Linked DNA regions of Homo sapiens: all the other regions are linked to region 2. A link is a loop called in an ENCODE intact Hi-C map of the cell type or tissue named here. Cell type or tissue: PC-9. All regions are shown on one strand. Each heading gives the region's core, and the rest is flanking DNA. Links, peaks and the distances in the headings are about the cores only. Region 1 overlaps GLCCI1 (glucocorticoid induced 1). Region 2 overlaps RPA3 (replication protein A3). Region 3 overlaps LOC124901586 (a long non-coding RNA gene).

Region 1 (6,695 bases), core at 639-5,638, 400 kb after region 2:
ACCTATCCCTTTTATATATGTAACTATGCACACATGGGTGTGTTAGAATTGGGAGTTGAGGTTTATGTATTTCAACTGAGGTTATACTTCTAGTTTATTTAAGGAACACTTATTGAGCATTTATTGTATGTCAGATATTGTACTGGAGAGTGGAGAAATAGAGATGAATAATATGTGATATCTGTCTTTAAGGAATTTATAGTGTAGTAGGGAGTAATTAGGAATGTAAACAAATAATACACTATTATAAATACACTATTATACAGTGATGTTTAGAATACTAAAAGTGTAAAGGAGGGAGTTGTCCAGAAATTTTACAATTTCTGGAACTAATATATGTCATTCAAACTGTAGGCTAGTTTCTGACTCATTTCTTCTTTATGTAAGGCCCAAACTCTGGGTTTTGCTATTTTTAAATATACTAATTATTTCTGTGATCCCAGCATTTTGGGAGGTCAAGGCGGGCAGCTCACTTGAGGTCAGGAGTTAAAGACCAGCCTGGCCAACATAGTGAAACCCCATCTCTACTAAAAATACAAAAAGTTAGCCAGGTATGGTGGCATGCAGCTGCAGTCTCAGCTAATTAGGAGGCTGAGACAAGAGGATCACTTGAACTTGGGAGGTGGAGGTTGCAGCAAGCCGAGATCACGTCACTGCATTCCAGCCTGGGCAACAGAGCAAGAGTCCATCTCAAAAAAAAGATACTAATTCTTTCCTATAATGTATGTTTTCTACAATAAATCATAAATTGGTGTTTTTTTATTAAAGACATAAAAGGAAGCTGTATAGCTTTCCTAGAGCTTTTCATCATTATGAAAACAGAATTAATTATATAATTTTGAAGTCAACTAGGATTGATTTGATTTGGAGTACCTACATGTTCTGCAGTTGCTGTGGAGAGATTTGTTCTGTGGTAGAGTAACTAGTTCAGACATCTGTAGGAGCCTGGATAGACATGGAGGGGAGAGGGATAGCTGCAGTGAATAGCTGCCCTAATGAGGGATGTGCTGGTGAGCTGATTATTTTTCTAGTATTCATTTTATATACGTATTCTTTTTCTGACTTTGCTAACATCATTTTTGTGTGTTCCTAACATCTATTCGCTATGAATTATGTATAATTTGAGACCTATAAAATAATTTTGTATTATCAATGTGCATCGCACATTGGTTTTTTTCTTTGCCTGTATGGATTGTAATGCCAGGACAAAAACACTCTGTCAAGAAAGTTTCAGCTATTGAGAGACTTGTTTCAAGTGAATGGGTTTTTGGCGTTTCGTTTTGATTTTTTACTAGATTTTTCCAGTGACCTAAAGACTGAAGGGAACTTGGTCACACTGGTCACATGTGTAAAGTTTCCAGGCTAACTAATAGCCATAGGAACTACTACTGCTCTTCTCTGTGTGGAGAATTCAGAGATCCAGAATGAGAGCACTCATCTTGACATCATCAGAATGTACCCTAAGAGGTAGCTTACATTCTTCCACATTATCATACCCAAAATAAAGTTCAAGGAACAAAAATAGCCATTTATATAATACAGATGGCAGTGTCGGAATATTAGTTTCTTAAGCAGCTCTGCCAGCGTTGCTTGATGGTAGCCAAACTGGTGCTGGTTAAGCCACAAAATGTAGACTTCAGTCAGCTACTTATCATTGATCTTTGGCACAGTTCACTTATGCAGTTGTTATAAAATTCTGCAATTTTGCAGGATATTGTGGAAACATTGATTATTGTAATCATGAAATAAATGGAATCGTTTGATTCAGGCCAACTACTGAGTAGAGTTGTATTCCAAGAGTCCCTAAATTGATTACTTGTAATTTAAGCTATATTTTCCTGAAGGAACAGTGTACACTATGTGGATAGAGTTTCCCAAGCCAATGCATGTAAGCCTATTTAACTCATTCTGTGATTTAACTCATAAATATTCGTATTGCTAAACTTTTAGTGTTAGGACTGAGCCTCCCTTGGTCTTAGGAGAAAAAAATCAAAAGTATTAATTTTGTCTTTTCAGGGTCTAGGGTTGACCCTAGGCAGACTTTTGAAACAGACTGCTTTTGGCATCTTCCTATTCCTTTATACGTATATTTTAACATACTTGTATTTATCTCTAGGGCTCTATTTCTTGACCTTTTTTTGACCTATGCCCTTACTATGCTTTAACCCTCTATTTTTTAGATAAATCAGCCAAGATTTTATGGCACTTTTCTTTTGGGGGTTTATATTGTAAAAGCAGATATGATGGGTATACTACTTAGAGCTACCACACCTTGAAAAATCACTGCTTTTGAATCTGGATGCGTTTATCAAAATATTCTCTTTATATGGTTCTAGGGCGCTTATTATCCTAGAAGGACCTTTTGGTGGTAAAATTACAGCATATAAAGATATTATTCCAACAAAGGAGTTAGTCTATAGGTTAAAATTGATCTATTCTAGAATTCATGTCCCTAAGGTCATTTTACCTGTCTTTCAAGAAAGCATCTTAAGATACATACATTCCAGTGTCTAACAGCACAAAATAAGTATCCAGTAAATGCTATTGTCCCTTCTTTCTGAAAATGTTAACAATTTTAACAATGGCAGATACTGTGATAGCTATGAGTTATTATTCATAATTCAAAACTACTTAAATATACAACTCAGTTTTAGCCATTATTGCTCAGTTTAGAATATAAGCAAATCAAAAATTTTTAACATACCTGCATATATATTTCACTTAATTGTTTGTCTATTTACCATGATGTTAGCTCCAACAAGAGTAAATGACCATATTTTGGTCAGTGCTTTACTCTCAGTGAATAAACTAGTGCCTAGCATGGTGTAGTGCTTAATGGAGATTTTTTTGAGTATTAAGACCTTTGTTCATGATATGCCCATTTTTTAATGGATATATTTTTATAGCTATGTTGAAAATGTGTTTTCTTTGAATTGTTAAATTTTATGTTAGGCTTTTAATGTTTATGAAGAGTGTGTGATACTCTTCATAAAAATAAAAACCAAGAATAATTAAACTAAGATTATGCTAAATTTAGTGATAGGCTTTTGGTGGGAAAGAGGCCATGAAGTTCAAATTTGCTGTAGAAATAAGGGGAAAGGAAGTAACTGCTAAAACTGTCTCATCTTCCCCTTCTTGCTGTTGGTCATGCTGGTAACCAGTAAACTCTGATAGTAACTGGGTGGAAAATAATAGGGTGTCACCTAGGTTCAAGGAAAAGGGAATCTGTTGGAGTTTTCCTCCCCCATTATCTTTTGTGTTCCTCTGAGAAGAAGTATCAACTCATAGGGACCACTCCTTACACTATCTCCTTGTGACACTGACAGAAGGCAGACCCAGTGAAGCTCTTGCCTGAGCCATAAGCCTTTAATTAGAAACAGAATATTAGATTGGAAGGAACTTGATCATCTAGTCAGCTCCTCACATCTCTAATAAAGACACTGGAGTTGAGATAGACCCAAACTTAGTGAAACAGATAGCATAACAATAATCAACATTGACTCTGGGGCAGCCAGGTTGAAGCCCTGCTCTGCCACTTAATTATGTGCCCTTGGACAAGCTACTCAATCGATCTGTATCTCCTCACCTATAAATTGGGGATAGCTGCCTCATAGAATTGTTATGATGATTAAATGTGTTCAGGTGATTTTATTATTTCCAATATTACCACAGTCCTTTAGGTAGGTGACATTGTCATTATTAAAGGTGCCAGAATCTGAGGCTTAGAGAAATTAAGTAACCTAGCTAATTTCCATGGCGTCTACATGCCAACAAAGATATTTTGTAGGAACCTGATTACATCTTGCTGCCTTTACAGAAGGAATAGTCTTTATATGGGCATTCAGCTGTGAAAGGGCCCGGTGTGTACAGAACAGTAAGAAATTGAACGGTTGGGGTATAGGGGTGAATGGTGGAGAGAAGAAAACAGTGAGACTGGAGATTTAGAAAGTCCACTATTTAGGCCGGGCGCGGTGGCTCACGCCTGTAATCCCAGCACTTTGGGAGGCCAAGGCAGGCGGATAACGAGGTCAGGAAATCGAGACCATCCTGGCTAACACGGTGAAACCCCGTCTCTACTAAAAATACAAAAAATGAGCCGGGCGTGGTGGCGGGCACCTGTAGTCCCAGCTACTCGGGAGGCTGAGGCAGGAGAATGGCATGAACCGAGATCACACCACTGCACTCCAGCCTGGGCGACAGTGCGAGACTCCGTCTTAAAAAAAAAAAAAAAAAAAAAAGGCCACTATTTCATAAGAGTCCTTGTAAGCTTTGCTAAGAGAAAGAAAAGCCAAGGAAAGATCTTTTGTCAGCTAAAGGATAGGACCAGCTTCACATTTAAGAACTATAACTCACGTTGACACAGAAGTAGAGGCAGTAGGAGGGCAAGATAAGTAGCCATGTTAATAGTCTAGTCTTGTGATTTTCAAACTTGATTTATTCCACACCCTTGTCAGCAATTTTGAATCTGTACCCCTAATAAAAGTTTATATATTTCTAGGTGATATATGTATATAATTCATTCTACAAACTGTTAAAGTTTACCTGTTTTAAAAGATTAAAAGTGTGTATAAATGTAGAAATAAATATATTTAATTGCTCTATTTTTTCCTACATGTCAGCAGATTGTTTCATGCCTCTTAACTGGGAGACCACAGGTATAGGGCAAAGATGAGGAGACATAGCAAGGTCAGAGGAACTGGAGGAAAGGGGCTGAAGAAGAGTCAACAGCATTTGGTGGCCAATTAGATGTATGAGGTGAGGGAGGAGGAGGAGATCAGGATAACAGCAAAGTTCTTATGAAGTTCCAGCATGGGAGATGTGGAAACGATTACCATCATTAATAAGGTAGTAAATATTGGAGATGGAACAGACTTTAAGGTGACTATAATGATTAAAATTCCATGTTGGTTTCTGCCTAAAGACATTATAATACCATTTTCCTTTAGCAAGAATTTTTTTAAAAAGAGGAAATGCTAAATTTTATCTAATGTTGCACTGACAACATTGATAGCATTTTGCTTTGCCTTCTCTTTTGAACATAGTAAATGCTTAGTAAATATTTAAGTGAATATTTAAAATTGTAGTGAAATTTTTATTAGAAGTTCCAATGTTCTTTTTTCCCTAAATGTTAGTAAAGTTTACTTGTTTTTAAAGATAAAAGGTAAATATGTATAATGCACTGATTTTTTTTCCCCACACGTCAGCAGATTGTTTCATGCCTCTCTTATTGGGAGACCACAATTGTAGGATACCTTAGGAGCAGTTTAACATGAACAATATGTTCTGTTTTTTGTTTTTTTAAAAACTGATGTTCCTGGAAATTTTGCCATTTAATAAACTTGACAATATAAAAATTAAGATTGTATTACAGTGATTTTCTTGAGATACCTACTTTTGCGCAAGATACAAAATATTTTGTGCAATCCAATTTATTTTGTTTAGTTTTACCATTAAGATTTACAATCATTATTTTAGTCTATAAATTGCTTTGAGGACACTTTTCAGTTTTAACTGTCATATCAGATTAAAAGTGAGTTGTTTTCATTTTTAATTGTCATATCAGATTTAGAGTGAGTAGTTAGCATATCAACAATAATGATTAGCACTGTTGTTCTGCATATCAAGATTATGTTGTGGAAGAAGCACTGTACTTATTTTGACTACACAAAAACAAAAGAGTAACTTTTTGGCTTAATTTGTAAGTTGGCATCAATTTAATTCATACTTATGGAATGAGAAGTGATTACAAAATATAAAATACCTCCTACATATAATAAATATATAATTAATGGGCCTTGGAATGTAAGTTGAGTCCCGGTTATTAAAAAATCAATCTGATTTGAAACAAAGTTTATAAATGTAAGTAATAAAAGGTTCTGATGTCATTTTTCCCCTGTACTCTTTGCTGAATGCTGATCTAAAGGAGATCTTACATATAGCTGATGTCTTGGTTCATTACAATTCTTTAGTATTCTCACAAGGTGTTAACTTTGAATTTTAGAAAAACCTTAGAGGCTCTTTGTAAAAGCCAAATGTTCTCCTTACTTCTAAGTTTCCAAGTTGGTCTTGGAGTTAACTGAAAATACAGGCTTTTTAATACAATTGGTAATACAACCTGATTCTTAAAGTTCATTGCCAAGAAATGATACACAATTGTGTGTTTCTGCTGATTTCATTAGGCCTTCAAACCCCATTATAGTTGATAATTTCATTTCCTGAAGCAAAATAAGTATATTTTAACACTAGAGTAGTAATTTTAAGTACTATTCAGTCAATCATATTTCTAATTTAATTCTCTTGGCCAATTTTATGCTTTAGTATGTCATTGAGTAAAGTGTTGGTTGAACAGTGTACTCACTTTCCTAGTCAGTTAACTACCTGGGAAAGATAGAATAAGAATTACATTCTACTGCTTATTGCTGCATATACTATGAAAGTATTTTCTTTGCATAGTAGTCTATAGAATCTGCATGCTTTAAGCATTGATTTTAATTTCAGGATGATAGATCTCTTTACACTAAAGGATGCCATCATGAACTGACAGAGTTCATGTCAGGCAGTTATAAACCTGGACAACCTGGTACTCCAGATATTATTCTGCTTCTCTCTCAGAAATAAAATTGTATCTGTATGTACCGGAGTAGAGTACACAAATCTATTGAAAACATTTCCTTTACTCTCTTCTGTCAAGAGGG
Region 2 (6,695 bases), core at 669-5,668:
TATAAATATATTTATATATTTAGTTTATAAATATATTTATATATTTAGTTTATAAACATATATTTATATATTTAGTTTATAAACATATATTTATATATTTAGTTTATAAACATATATTTATATATTTAGTTTATAAACATATATTTATATATTTAGTTTATAAACATATATTTATATATTTAGTTTATAAACATATATTTATATATTTAGTTTATAAACATATATTTATATATTTAGTTTATAAACATATATTTATATATTTAGTTTATAAACATATATTTATATATTTAGTTTATAAACATATATTTATATATTTAGTTTATAAACATATATTTATATATTTAGTTTATAGATAAATATATATTTATATATTTAGTTTATAGATAAATATATATTTATATATTTAGTTTATAGATAAATATATATTTATATATTTAGTTTATAGATAAATATATATTTATATATTTAGTTTATAGATAAATATATATTTATATATTTAGTTTATAGATAAATATATATTTATATATTTAGTTTATAGATAAATATATATTTATATATTTAGTTTATAGATAATATATATTTATATATTTAGTTTATAGATAATATATATTTATATATTTAATTTATAGATAATATATATTTATATATTTAATTTATAGATAAATATATATTTATATATTTAATTTATAGATAAATATATATTTATATTTAATTTATAGATAAATATATATTTATATATTTAATTTATAGATAAATATATATTTATATATTTAATTTATAGATAAATATATATTTATATATTTAATTTATAGATAAATATATATTTATATATTTAATTTATAGATAAATATATATTTATATATTTAATTTATAGATAAATATATATTTATATATTTAATTTATAGATAAATATATATTTATATATTTAATTTATAGATAAATATATATATATATATATATACACACACACATATTAAGAGGCAATAACTCACTATGTTACTCAGGCCACTTTCGAACTCTTAGGCTCAAGCCATCTTCCTGCCTCTGCCTCCCAAAGTGCTGGGATTACAGGCGTGAGCTGCTATGCCTGGCCTGCCCATTTTAAAATTGGATTATTTTATTTTTTCCTGTTGAGTTGTTTGAGTTCCTTATATATACTGATTGTTCATCCATTGTCAGATGAGTAGTTTGCAAATATTTTCTCCCATTCTGTGGGTTGTCTCTTTACTGTTGATTAATCATTTCTTTTGTTGTGCAGAAGCCTTTTAACTTGATGTAATCCCATTTGTCCATTTTTGCTTTGGTTGCCTGTGCTTGTGGGGTATTACTCAAGAAATCTTTGTTCAGATTACTGTCCTGTAGCATTTGCCCAATGCTTTCTTCTAGTAGTTTCGTAGTTTCAGGTCTTAGATTTACGTATTTTATCCATTTTGATTTGATTTTTGTATGTGGCGAGAGATAGGGGTCTAGTTTTATTCTTCTGCATATAGATATCCAGTTTTCCCAGCACCACTGATTCAAGACTTCCTTTTCCCAATGTATATCCTTGGCACCCTTGTTGAAAATGAGTTCATTGTAAATGTGTGAATTTATTCCTGGGTTCTGTATTTGGTTCCATTCGTCCATGTGTCTGTTTTTATGCCGGTACTGTGCTATTTTAGTTACTATAGCTTTTTAGTATAATTTGAAGTCAGGTAGTGTGATTCGTCTAATTTTGTTGTTTTTGCTTAGAACAGTTTTGGCTTCTCTGGGTCTTTTGTGATTCTATATAAATGTTAGGATTATTTTTTCCATTTCTGTGAAGAATGTCTTTGGTATTTTGATAGTGATTGCATTGAATCTGTAGATTGTTTTGGGTAGTATGGACATTTTAACAATACTGATTCTTCCAATCCATAAATTTGGAATATCTTTCCATTTTTTTTTATGTGTGTTCTCTTTGGTTGCTTTCATCAGTATTTTATAATTTTTATTTTAGAGATCTTTCACTTTGGTTATATTTATTCCTAAGTATTTTATTTTACTGGTAGCTTTATAAATGGGATTACTTTCTTGGTTTCTTTTTCAAATTGTTTGCTGTTGGCATATAAAAATGCTATTGATTTTTGTATGTTGATTTTGTATGCCGTAACCTTACTGAATTTATTTATTAGTTCTGATAGTTTTTTTAGTTGCATACACATGTATCATGGTTAGCATATATCCACATAACTTTTTTTGTGGCATCGTGTGCAATACGTACATTACAGAAAAATAAATATATTTTGTTGGTTTGTGTGTTTGTTGATGTCTAAATGATAAAGCTAAGTAAAAACTTATAAACATGATTATATTTGTAGCAACAACTTTTTATCAATATGGACACCACAGAATTTGTTAGATTATCTCCTTATGTGGCCTTTATAACCCATTTCTAGAAAGGTCAGAGTAAATTATGTTGTTTAAGCTATAAATTATCTATTTTTTTCCACTTGAGAATACCTTTTCCCCTAGGCAAGCATTTCTGCTTAACACAAATAGGTTTTAGGTCACAATTATTAGATGGCATTGCAGAGTTGATGGAATCAACACATCATGACTTGAAATTCAGGTCTGGGCAGAGTCTAGACACTTGTTTTGGTAATAGGAATATCTGGGCTGTTCATATACAGTTAGCTCACATTTGGACAGAAAACCTTTCTCCGCATTAAGATTTCGAAAGCTTTTAGCCTCTGTAAAATGTCTAGTGGTGCCGAATAAGAATAAGGGAAAAAAGTTCTTGTAGAAAAACATCCTTTCCCTTGTAACCAGTTCCTATTCACGTAAGAAGGTAATAGCTATTCCTTCATTCAGTAATGAAGTTGAAGTAATCCTCCAGGGTACTCATTTTACACAAAAACAAATTGCAGTTTTCATTTGCATCACTGGGTGGCGATTTTTCATAGCCTTATACTACTATTTAAAAATCCAGCAAGCATGGCACTATTCGTAATTACCAGGGTTTTCTCCTGTTATGACATGTTTAATTGTACTTTTAAGACATTATCTTTAAGTTGATTACAAATTTACTAGTGTAGTGGCAAGCTCATAGTTATTTTAAGTTAGGAAAAGGGATATTGCGTAAATGTTAGGATATAATTCCTTCCAAAACTAAGACAAAAGCATGAATTAGCTTATTATGTTATAGCAAAAAGAAGGAAAAATAACAACAAAAAGTAATAGGATATAAATGAAAAGGAACAATTTAGATATTGTTGTTGGTTCACTAATATTGTTGACCAAATATTGAATATAACTTTGAAGCAGGCAGAATGAAATTGGGCAAACACTATTGTAGAGATTAAAGGAATTGGGTTACAGTACAAGGGAAATGCATCATGGTTTTCAGAATATGCAGGTGCTTCTTCAAGTAGGGCATAAGAACTTCTAGTTTCCATTAAGCTAATTATTTTGTAACACTTGCTGAATTTAGAACCAGAATTTAATAATTCACAGCAGCTTGGATTTCACCTTTTAAAATACTTAAAACACATTGAAATATGTAATTTAGTCTCACCTTCTGTTTTCCAGTCTCAATGATCAGTCAGATATTGAAAATAAGTGAGTTATTTTTAAGATTATCTCCTATGGAATTCCTCATTCTGGGAACCAAACCACATATACATACTTCATTTAAACTATCATATTTTTATATGGAACTTTTAAAGGTAGTCTCTTCATCGCTGTGTTGTTTCCTTTATTTAAAAGTGGAAATTTAGCTGTATACATAAAAATTTACATTCTAAGGAATGAGGGACAGTAAGTCACTTTGATTCTGTCTAGGGTTGAAGGCTTTAATTAAAACAGTGACAAAAACTAAACAGGTTTTCAACATGTGCTTCCTATTTTTATTGCCTGTTCTTACAAAAAATGTATACCAGATCTTTAAAAAATTAGAGTGTTTATGGATTAAAAAGTAACTTACCCTATCGCTGTCTCCTTACCCACGTATCGGGATATCCAGAAAAACTCGATTTACATTTAATTTACTTAGCAGTTTTTGTGTTTTTACTTTTGACCTTTAAATTGCAAAGCAAGTATGCCAGGATTTTTCAACTAACTTCATGATGTAGATGCTTGTTTTTCTATTAAGAAATGTGGAGTTGTGTGTCTAATGGATAGAATTAACAGTATTTTCAGTCACTGTTACCTGATTCTGGTTTACCTGTTAATCTAGCAGCGTTTCAGTTTCAGTTTTTCGGAGGTGAAAAAGTTAGGTTAGGCCATCCCCGTGTGGGGTACACCACCCTTCCTTAACTCCTTGAATGTACAGTGAAAGGCAATTGCATGAAGGAAGAGGAGAGGTGCCAACTGTACTCAGAGGCAGAACTGAGCCTTCTGTTTGGCACAGTTAATTGTGGGAAAGTCATTCATTTTTTTCGGGGACTCAGTGGATTTAGTTGACTCAAACGTAAATTAGGGATCTATCTCTCTGTGATTCTAACCCTTCTGTGCATTAGGGGATACTTAGAAAAAAATACTGGTGCTGGGACCCATTCCTAGATTCTGATTAAAAGGTCCTGGGATTAGGCCCAGGAATTGATTTTTTCCCCCCAGAGTTCTCCAGATGATTCTAGAGTTCATGCAAGGCTGAGAAGCACTACAGTTCACTCTCTAATAATTGTATGTCATCAAATAATGTGTTGAGACACTTTGAAAAAGACTTCATAAAATATAAAGTTACAGTTTCTTTTTTAGTTGAGCCATAAACAAAAAGCAAATAAAACCACAGAATTTCTGGGTAATTACATTTCCTTCAATATATTAAATCATTAAATAGAAAAAGAGCAGAAAGCTTCATACATGATCCTATGAAATGAAATTTGTTTTCTTTTCCTTTTCTTTTTTTTAGACGGAGTTTTTGCTCTTGTTGCCCAGGCTGGAGTGCAGTGGCATGGTCTCTGTTCACTGCAATCTCCGCCTCCTGGGTTCAAGTGATTCTCCTGCCTCAGCCTCCCAAGTAGCTGGGATTACAGGCATGCACCACCACACCTGCCTAATTTTTGTATTTTGGATAGAGACAGGGTTTCACCATGTTGGCCAGGCCGGTCTCAAACTCCTGACCTCAGGTGATCCGCCTGCCTTGGCCTCCCAAACAGCTGGGATTATAGGCGTGAGCCACTGCTTCCAGCCAAAATTCATTTTCTATGAGTAATATACAGTTTTCCCTTGGTATCTGTGGGAAATTGGTTCCAAGACCCCCGCTCATACCAAAATCCATTGACGCTCAACGCTCTGATATAAAAGAGCATAGTTTTTGCATGTGACCTACATACATCCTCCCATATACTTTAAATCATCCCTAGATTACTAAAATACCTAATGCAATGTAAATGCTATGTAAACAGTTGTTTTACTGTATTGTTTGAGGAATAATGACAAGAAAAGAAGCCTGTACATGTTTAGCACAGATGCAATTTTTTTTTTTTTTGAGACAGTGTCTCACTCCATCACCCAGGCTGGTGGCAGTGGCACAATCTTGACTCACTCCAACCTCTGCCTCCCGCGTTCAAGCAATTCTCATGCCTCAGAGTCCCAAGTAATTGGGATTACAGGCGTGTGCCACCATTCCCGGCTAATTTTTTTTTTTTGTATTTTTAGTAGAAATGGGGTTTCACCATGTTGGCCAGGCTGGTCTTGAACTTCTGGCCTTGAGTGATCCACCCCTTTCGGCCTCCCAAAGTGTTGGGATTACTGGCCTGAGCCACCACGCTTGGCAACCACAAGCAATTTTTTTTTCTGAATAATTTTGATCCACTGTTGGTTGAATCCACCCATGAGGAACTCATGGATACGGAGGGCTGACAGTTTTTGAAACCTTAGATGTTTTTTGAAAAATCAGTGGAACAACTGGGAAGCATTTTATTAAATTAATTATACAATGTGAATTCCAACTGATCTATGACTCTTTCTGGCTTTAGCCATAGTACAACTATGAATTTATGTGAAATTATTTGACAGATTAACACCCGTAAACTTTTCAAACCAACATCTGAGGTACCTTTTAAAAATCAGACTAACGCATTCAAGCAGCCATGTTTTAATACAACTATTTGGGGGTAGTTGACTGTTTCACTATGGTACTATTTCCTTGAAGGGTGCTTATTCCATACAACATCTGTAGGGAAAACATTGTAAGTATGCATACCATGTTATGTACATGGAATTTCTCCTACTGTTTCCTTACAGGCTTTACTAATGCTGTAACTTCACATTTTGTCAGATTTAACTCAAAAATTATGATGAGTGGCTTTCATATTTATTTAAACTTTATTATTTCATTATATTAAAGATATAGATAATGAGGATGAGACTCTAAGTAAAATGTACAGTATGAATATTCTACCTTGTATGAGTAATTCATATAGGGTTGGAAGACCTGAATGTCTTTCTGGTAATCTTAGTACTACAATATTCTTTTATACTTAAGTAATTATCATATTGAGCATCTGTTTTTTTTATTCATTGCATGCAACCAATGCATATTATGAAGGGAAGAATTATTATTGGGTTTACACATTGATCTTTTTTTTTTTTTTGAGACGGAGTCTTGCTCTGTCTCCAGGCTGGAGTGCAGTGGTGCCATCTCAGCTCACTGCAACCTCTGCCTCATGGGTTCAAGCGATTCTCCTGCCTCAGCCTTCCGAGTAGCTGGGACTACAGGTGTGCGCCACCAC
Region 3 (6,695 bases), core at 1,106-6,105, 230 kb after region 2:
GCCCAGGCTGGTCTCAAACTTCTGGGCTCAAGCAATCCTCCTGCCTTGGCCTCCCAAAATGCTGGGATTATAGGCATGAGCCACTGCACCCACCCCGAAAGCAAATTTTTAATCACCCTATATTTATCCAGTCTTTCTAACATACTCAATCTAGTTTGTATGGAAACAAAAATTTGTTCTTTTTGCATTTATATTTTGTCAGTTTTCTTAACATTTATTTAAATTATATAATTAAAAAAAGTTTGGGTTCAAACACCCAAATTGAATCATGGAAAACTTCCAGCTGAACTGGTGGGGACAGAAGTATAGGGCATCTAAAGAGCTATCTGCTTGCACATTTAAAGTGAAGGGTGACACGGCATGATCTGGCAAGTCAGATATTATATTAACATAATAGATTGAAAATAGTATGTATACTTGGGATGGTTAATTTTATGTGTCAGTTTAGCTAGGCCACGGGGTGCCCAGATATTTGGTTAAACGTTAATCTTCTGTGTCTGTGACAGTGTTTTTTGATGAGGTTAATGCTTGAATAGGCAGACTGAGTAAAGCAAACTGCCTTCCATAATATGGGTGGGCCTCATCCTATCCTTTGAAGACAACATGAATAAAACAAAAAGACTCCGTAAGGGGGAACTCCTCCTGCCTGACTGCTTTGAGATGGGACACCAGTTTCTTTCTGGCTTTTGGACTTGAAACTGAAACATTGGCTGTTTTTTTAGTCTCCAGCCTGCTAAGTTTCAGATTGGAAATACATGTCACCTTCCCTGGGTCTCCAGCTTGCCAACTGCAGATCTTGGGATTTCTTGGCCTCCATAATTGCATGAGCCAATTCCTTATAATAAATCTCTTTTAGGATCTCTCTAGTAGGATAAATTGGTATATTGTTGTTTTTTTTTTTTTTTACCTTAAGAAAAACCAATAGCTTAATTTTTCCTCGATATATATTTAGAAAATTGGTCTGAGAAGAGTTTTCATGAAACAGACCAGAGAACTATGTATAAAATTAAGAGTTCTAACCCAGTAAGAAAAAGTGCAAAAATGAAGCACACATTCCCAGGGGCCACTGCAGCCTAGGACCCTCCCATCAGAGGGAAGGCAAGGTCTTTGATGGCTTTTGAGTTCAGCTGAGGGATCATGCTGATCTTCAGGAATTTGTTGCTTGCATACTTATTCTTGATGGCGATGAATTTAGTTAAGTTTTCATTTACTTTCAGCACATTTTTGGCCACGTGCTGCATGACTTCCAATACTTCATTCTGTGTGTATCCTGTATAACACTGCTGCTTTAAGTTCCATTTTCCTTGGCCCAGAACCTTCTGAGACAAGCAGGAAGCAGCTGTTGCTGCCTTAGAAGGATGATAATGCATCATATCGTAGTCAATGAGAGTCAGCTCCATCAAATATTTGGCTAAAGTGTGCTGTTCAACATCAGCCTTCCCGGCTTTTGATGCTTGCCTTAAGAAGTGTAGTGGCAAGGGTCCACCCACCTCAAATTTCAGTTCTTTCAAAATTAGTTTCCATTTCTTGGATTTGGAAACTAGTATAAGCATTGTCTGTGATGTAAACAAAGCCTTCAGTATTTGGAGAAAACATCTCCTCATACTTGGAAGCCAAGAGCAGAGCAGTAATCCAAACTAGTTGAAGCTTCCTCTGGGAAACTGGCTGAACCAGTAAAGATCAATCCATAATGGCAACACACACATACAGAGTCTCCTGAAGAAGCCTAAACTTGGAGTGGATTTGCACCAACCAGTCTACCAGGATGGTATGCTTATGTCCATTTACATCTCATCCACCTAAGACATGTGGGTTTATGAACTGCAAAATCTCCAGCTGCCTGAGGTACTGATAGATACCCTTAAATAGTCACTGCAGAGCTGAGGGTTATTCCAATCTTTGTTATCAATATCCTCAATTTTGTAGAGCAAAGCATCAGAAAAAGCTCGGCAGATGTTCTCTTCTTTCACGGAGGCATCCTCAGGTATGGGAGAAGGACCCTTTGGAGCCAACATTTCCATCTGTACTGTTTCACAGAAGCAGTAGGTTTCAGTTGTTTGTTGACATTTGTTGTTTCCCTGGGTTGAACTGGCACTTTGGTGTTCTGAGCTTTCTTAGCTACTTGTGCTGCTCTGGCTGTAACTCTATTTCCAATTTATTCTAAAATGGAATGCCTAATAGTCACATGACTCTTAGGTTTAGAATTAACTCCTGTCTCTCTGTCTCTGCATATACCCATTTACCCTATTGGTTCTGTCTCTTTGGAGAGTCCTAATAGAATACCTGACAACTAAATGCAATGTGGATCTTGGGACAGAAAGAGGACATTAGTAGAAAAACTGGTGAAATTTAAAAAGAGCCTGGAATTTAGTTAATAGTAATGTACCAGTGTTGGTTTCTTAGTTGTAACAAATGTACCATAGTAATGTAAGATGTTAGCAATAGAGGAAGTTGGTTGAGAGCTCTAGAACGCTCTGTATTATCTTTGCAACCTTTCCATAAACCTAAAATTATTCAAAAATAAAAATTTTGTTTTAAAAAATAGCATGTACCATACAATCTCTCTCTCTGAAACTGCTCCTAATTGTCTAGCTTTCTATTTGTATTTATGGATTCTATTCACCAAATGTTAGTAATCTTTACTTTGGGAAGTAATTTACTTCTTTCTTTGTGCTTTTCTGTATTGTTTGAATTTTAAAAATATATATATATATATATTACTAAAATAGTGAAGTCATTTTTTAAAACATTGGAGGCTGTTTTGAAAAGATGACTTCTAAAAATCTTCCAGAAAACTCTATGATCTTTGATTTGGTGTTATTTTTTTAATAGCACTGTCTCACCTATAACATTCTCCTTAGGCACCCAAAAATGATTTTATGATGAGGCTCCAAGATTGATACTCTGTGGCAGGACTTGAAAAATGACCAGGTTGTGTTACCATAAGAACATGTTCCTGTTTTGTTTTGTTTTCTTTTTTATTTTTCTAGTTCATTAAGGCTGCTATAACAGAATACCATAAACGACAGAAATTTATTTCTTACAGTTCTGGAGGCTGGGAAGGCCAACATCAAGGCACCAGCAGATTCAGTGTCTGGTGAGGGCCTGTTCCCTGGTTTATAGATAGCTGCATTCTCACCCTTACATGGTGGAAGGGGCAAATGAATTATCTGGGGTCTCTTATTCATAAGGACACTAATCCCCTTCATGAGGGCTCTTACCTCATGGCCTAATCACCTCTCAAAGGCCATGTCTCCTGATACCATCACATTGTGGGTTAGGATTTCAACATAAGAATGGGGTTGGGTGGGGAAGCAAACATTCTTTAAATAGCACCGACCCATACATAGCTTAATGGTTTATGTCAGTGTGTTACTATAGCTATTTGCTGGCGATAAGCATCGTAAGGAAATGAAAGGCTTTTGGTTGCAATTCTCCTGTGGTTCTGTCCAGTGAAGCAATGAGTCAGGGATTTTTATCTCCAAATCAAAGCAGAGCTCACCTTTTAGTAATTGGAGGAATTAAAAGAACAAATTTCCTAAATGTTCTATGTTCTAGTACAAATAAAATTTTTTAATACTCTGTTTATCCTCATATCTTCTATTTTCTTTGTTCTCTTCATCTTGTCTCTATGTCTCCTGATGTCCAACCTCTCTCTTTTGATCCTTTTTTCTTTTGAGTCAGGGTCTCACTCTGTCACCCAGGCTGGAGTGCAGTGACGACATGATGGCTTACTGTGACCTCAACCTCCTGGACTCAAGCCATCCTCCCACCTCAGCCTCCCAAGCAGCTGGTACCACAGGCACACACCACTAAGCCCAGCTAATTTTTTTATTTTTTGTAGAGACATTGTTCTGCCCTGTTGCCCAGGCTGGTCCAGAACTCCTCTAGGCTCAAATGATTCTCCTGTCTTGGCCTCCCAAAGTGCTGTGGTTACAGGAATGAGACACTGCGCCCAGCCTCCTTTGACTTAAAATATTAGGTCTATTGTAAATTCTCAAGGGAGCCATTTTTTTCTTTTTCCACTCTAATACTGTGAATTCTTTGCGGATGGAGAGACTGTTCTCTTCATTTCTGTTTCCCTTCACCTAGCACAGTCCTCACCCATCAAATCATGGAGGATTGTAGCCACAGCTGCAAATGGAACCCTGGAGTTTTCCAGTTCCTCCTACTCATTCAAGTTCTATGTCTCCCTTCTTCCCTTTGTTTTTCTTTCTCAGGTCCTTTTTCTTCTTGTAATGTAGTTATAGGCTTATCGCCTGTATTCTGTGCCTTCTGAATGTCCAGGCTCTAAGGTCATTCTGCTGATTATATGAGGCCAGGTCTTCCCTTTAACTTGTGCTTCTGTAAGGTAATAATCTAAGCTATACCAGTGGTTCTTAAACTCTAGCAGGCATTAGAATCACCTGGAGAGCTTGCTAAAACAGACTGCTGGGCCCACTCCTAGAGTTTCTTAATTAGTAGGTCTGGGATGGCACTGGAGAATTTGCATTTTTAACAAGTTTCTAGTAGATGCTGATGCAAATACTGATGCTGCTAGTCCAGGGACTACACTTCGTACATCGTGGATCTACATTCTACAGAATCATTGGCTGGGCTAGCTCCTCCTTTGCAAGGAGGCAAAAAGAAATGCAGATGTTCAGTGTCTAGAACTTATCCATAAAGTAAAAATAATAGGAAGAATATACATGTTTTATTTTAAACCCAAGATATAAAGGCGTTTTTTCCCTTATAATGATTATTCTTCAAATCATCTCTATACACCATAAGTAAAGTTAAAAGTGCTAAAGGAGGAAAAACTATTGATATTTCTATCAGAACACATAAAAAGGTTAATTATGGCATGCACGTCTTAAAGATCTCCTTGCCATCTGAGCCATCTCCAGAAATACTTGCCATAGAACAGAAATAGAAATGATTATATGAGTAAATTATCACCCACACTCCTCGCATGCATCATTTCATACCACAAGCCTTTTCTCTTTTCAAGGAATAATGGTTTTACATTTTACTTTGTGATGGCACTCTAATTGCTAAATATAATAGGGGCATTATGCTACAAAGTTAAAAGACTCCAAGTGAAAAGATAAGTCAAATATAGTAATTTCACACAGCCAATGATTCTTCAAAGTATGCTTCTCTTTTTTTCCAGCTGTCTCCCAATTGTGAACTCTCACAGACTCATGAAAATTGAATACTAAGGCAGAGAAAAGCTAACAGGGATCCTAGAATATTTCTAGTCCAGGAGTCTGTAACTATGATCTACTGGCCAAATCTGGCCCACCACCTGTTTTCATAAATAAAATTTTATTGGAAAATAGGCATGCCCATTTTTATTGAGAAACAGCCGTACCCGTTGTTTACATATTCTGTGTGGCTGCTTTCGCACTATAATAACAGAGTTAAATAGTTGCAACACAGACCATGTGGTCCAAAGCTGAAAATATTTACTATCTTGACCTTTACCAAAAAAGTTTACTGACTCCTGCTGTAGTTCCAGCTACTCACTGGACAGATTAGAAACCTGTCTAGAGGGAGAGAGTTGGGGAGGGCAGGAGAGAATGGAGGGAGAGGTAGCTCAGGTTTCCACATTCAAATAGAAACAGGATTGCAGAATGTGAGGCTTCTCCCTAAGCAACTCCTGTAAGAGCTTTGGTCCACTGAAAGCCAGTCACAGCTGCCCTTCATGTATTAGTAGAGAAGGGGACACTGGAGTAAGTTTGTATCTCGTTATAATTTTCAAAGAACCTCTTCAAATGTCCACCCCAAAAAGAAGAGCAGTGAGACAGAAGTGTGCTTTGATGTTAGTCCAAAGTGTTATTTATGGCATTTATTTGCACACGTATACAAAAACACATTAGCAGCCTAACCTTTGGGGCTCATTTCTAATAATGAAAAAGTCCTTTTTCATTGATGAGGAAATCATTAGGATCATCTTGTCTTTCAGAAAGTATACTAGCATTCTGTCATGTAGTATTCTCCATAGTGCCCAAAGCTTTCAGGAGAATATGCCTTATAGTGGGAATTCTTATTTCTTCAAGTTATTAGTCACTAAATTGACAAAAGTATGTGAGTGTGTGTGTGTGTATGTTTACATTGCTATTTTACATAATTTATATATCCACGTCTAAAATAAAATGATATAGTGGTGCTAGGTGTTCCCTAATCTCTCTCATTTATATGTTAAAAATATATCTATTCTGTAAATGAACAGAAGCCCCAATTCCATGGTTTCAGGTAAGTGCAAAGATATTTACAATGAGTTAAAATGGAGTATTGTCACAAAAAAGGACCGTTATTTTATTTGGTCATTCATCAGTTCTTTATTGGGTACCTCTTCTGTGCCAGGAACCCACTGTACTGACATGATACGCACCAAGAGGCTAAGAGGATCTCGTAATCTGATGGGGTGATGGGGGAGGTCACATGCAATACAATGTCTGCAAGTTCTGCCTTGGAGAGAGCCCTGGAAGAGACATTTGAGTGAAGTCCAAAAGATGAATAAGGGCTTGCCATGCAGATATGCACATGCTAGGGAAATGAAATTCACTTTTAATGTTAATTCTCCTGGGAGATGTTCTTGACTCCTTAGTCCAAACCCCTTAATATCCCTATTCTGTGTTCCTATAGCATCTATCTATCACAGGACTTTTCTGTCTGCCTGGCATTCAGTAGGTGTTTAGCAAATGAATGAA

What was found. A loop is a pair of places that touch in the nucleus more often than their neighbours do. Peaks named below come from ENCODE experiments on the same cell type or tissue, not always from the same donor. Only the 100,000 strongest peaks of a DNase experiment are listed, where the experiment ranks them.
Region 1: it touches region 2 in a loop (2.5-fold over the local background); 3 of 110 quality-filtered maps call a loop at or near these places.
Region 3: it touches region 2 in a loop (10-fold over the local background); 2 of 110 quality-filtered maps call a loop at or near these places.

What each region holds. Positions count from the first base shown.
Region 1 is chr7:8,073,993-8,080,687 of GRCh38, forward strand. The region is part of intron 6 of GLCCI1 (glucocorticoid induced 1); the gene reads left to right. Among named protein-coding and RNA genes, the nearest start is that of GLCCI1, 110 kb to the left of the region's middle. In PC-9, for the core only: no CTCF peak of the experiment used is centred there; no DNase peak of the experiment used is centred there.
Region 2 is chr7:7,678,772-7,685,466 of GRCh38, forward strand. The region is part of intron 4 of RPA3 (replication protein A3); the gene reads right to left. All of the region lies in intron 2 of UMAD1 (UBAP1-MVB12-associated (UMA) domain containing 1), which reads left to right. Among named protein-coding and RNA genes, the nearest start is that of RPA3, 36 kb to the right of the region's middle. In PC-9, for the core only: CTCF peaks have their summits at 2,958 and 3,161; DNase peaks (open chromatin) are centred at 2,590 and 2,900; H3K4me3 peaks cover 566 bases; H3K27ac peaks cover 2,069 bases.
Region 3 is chr7:7,908,223-7,914,917 of GRCh38, forward strand. The region is part of intron 2 of LOC124901586 (a long non-coding RNA gene); the gene reads right to left. It also overlaps the pseudogene CCNB2P1. Among named protein-coding and RNA genes, the nearest start is that of GLCCI1-DT, 57 kb to the right of the region's middle. In PC-9, for the core only: no CTCF peak of the experiment used is centred there; DNase peaks (open chromatin) are centred at 3,289, 3,759 and 5,459; H3K27ac peaks cover 4,252 bases.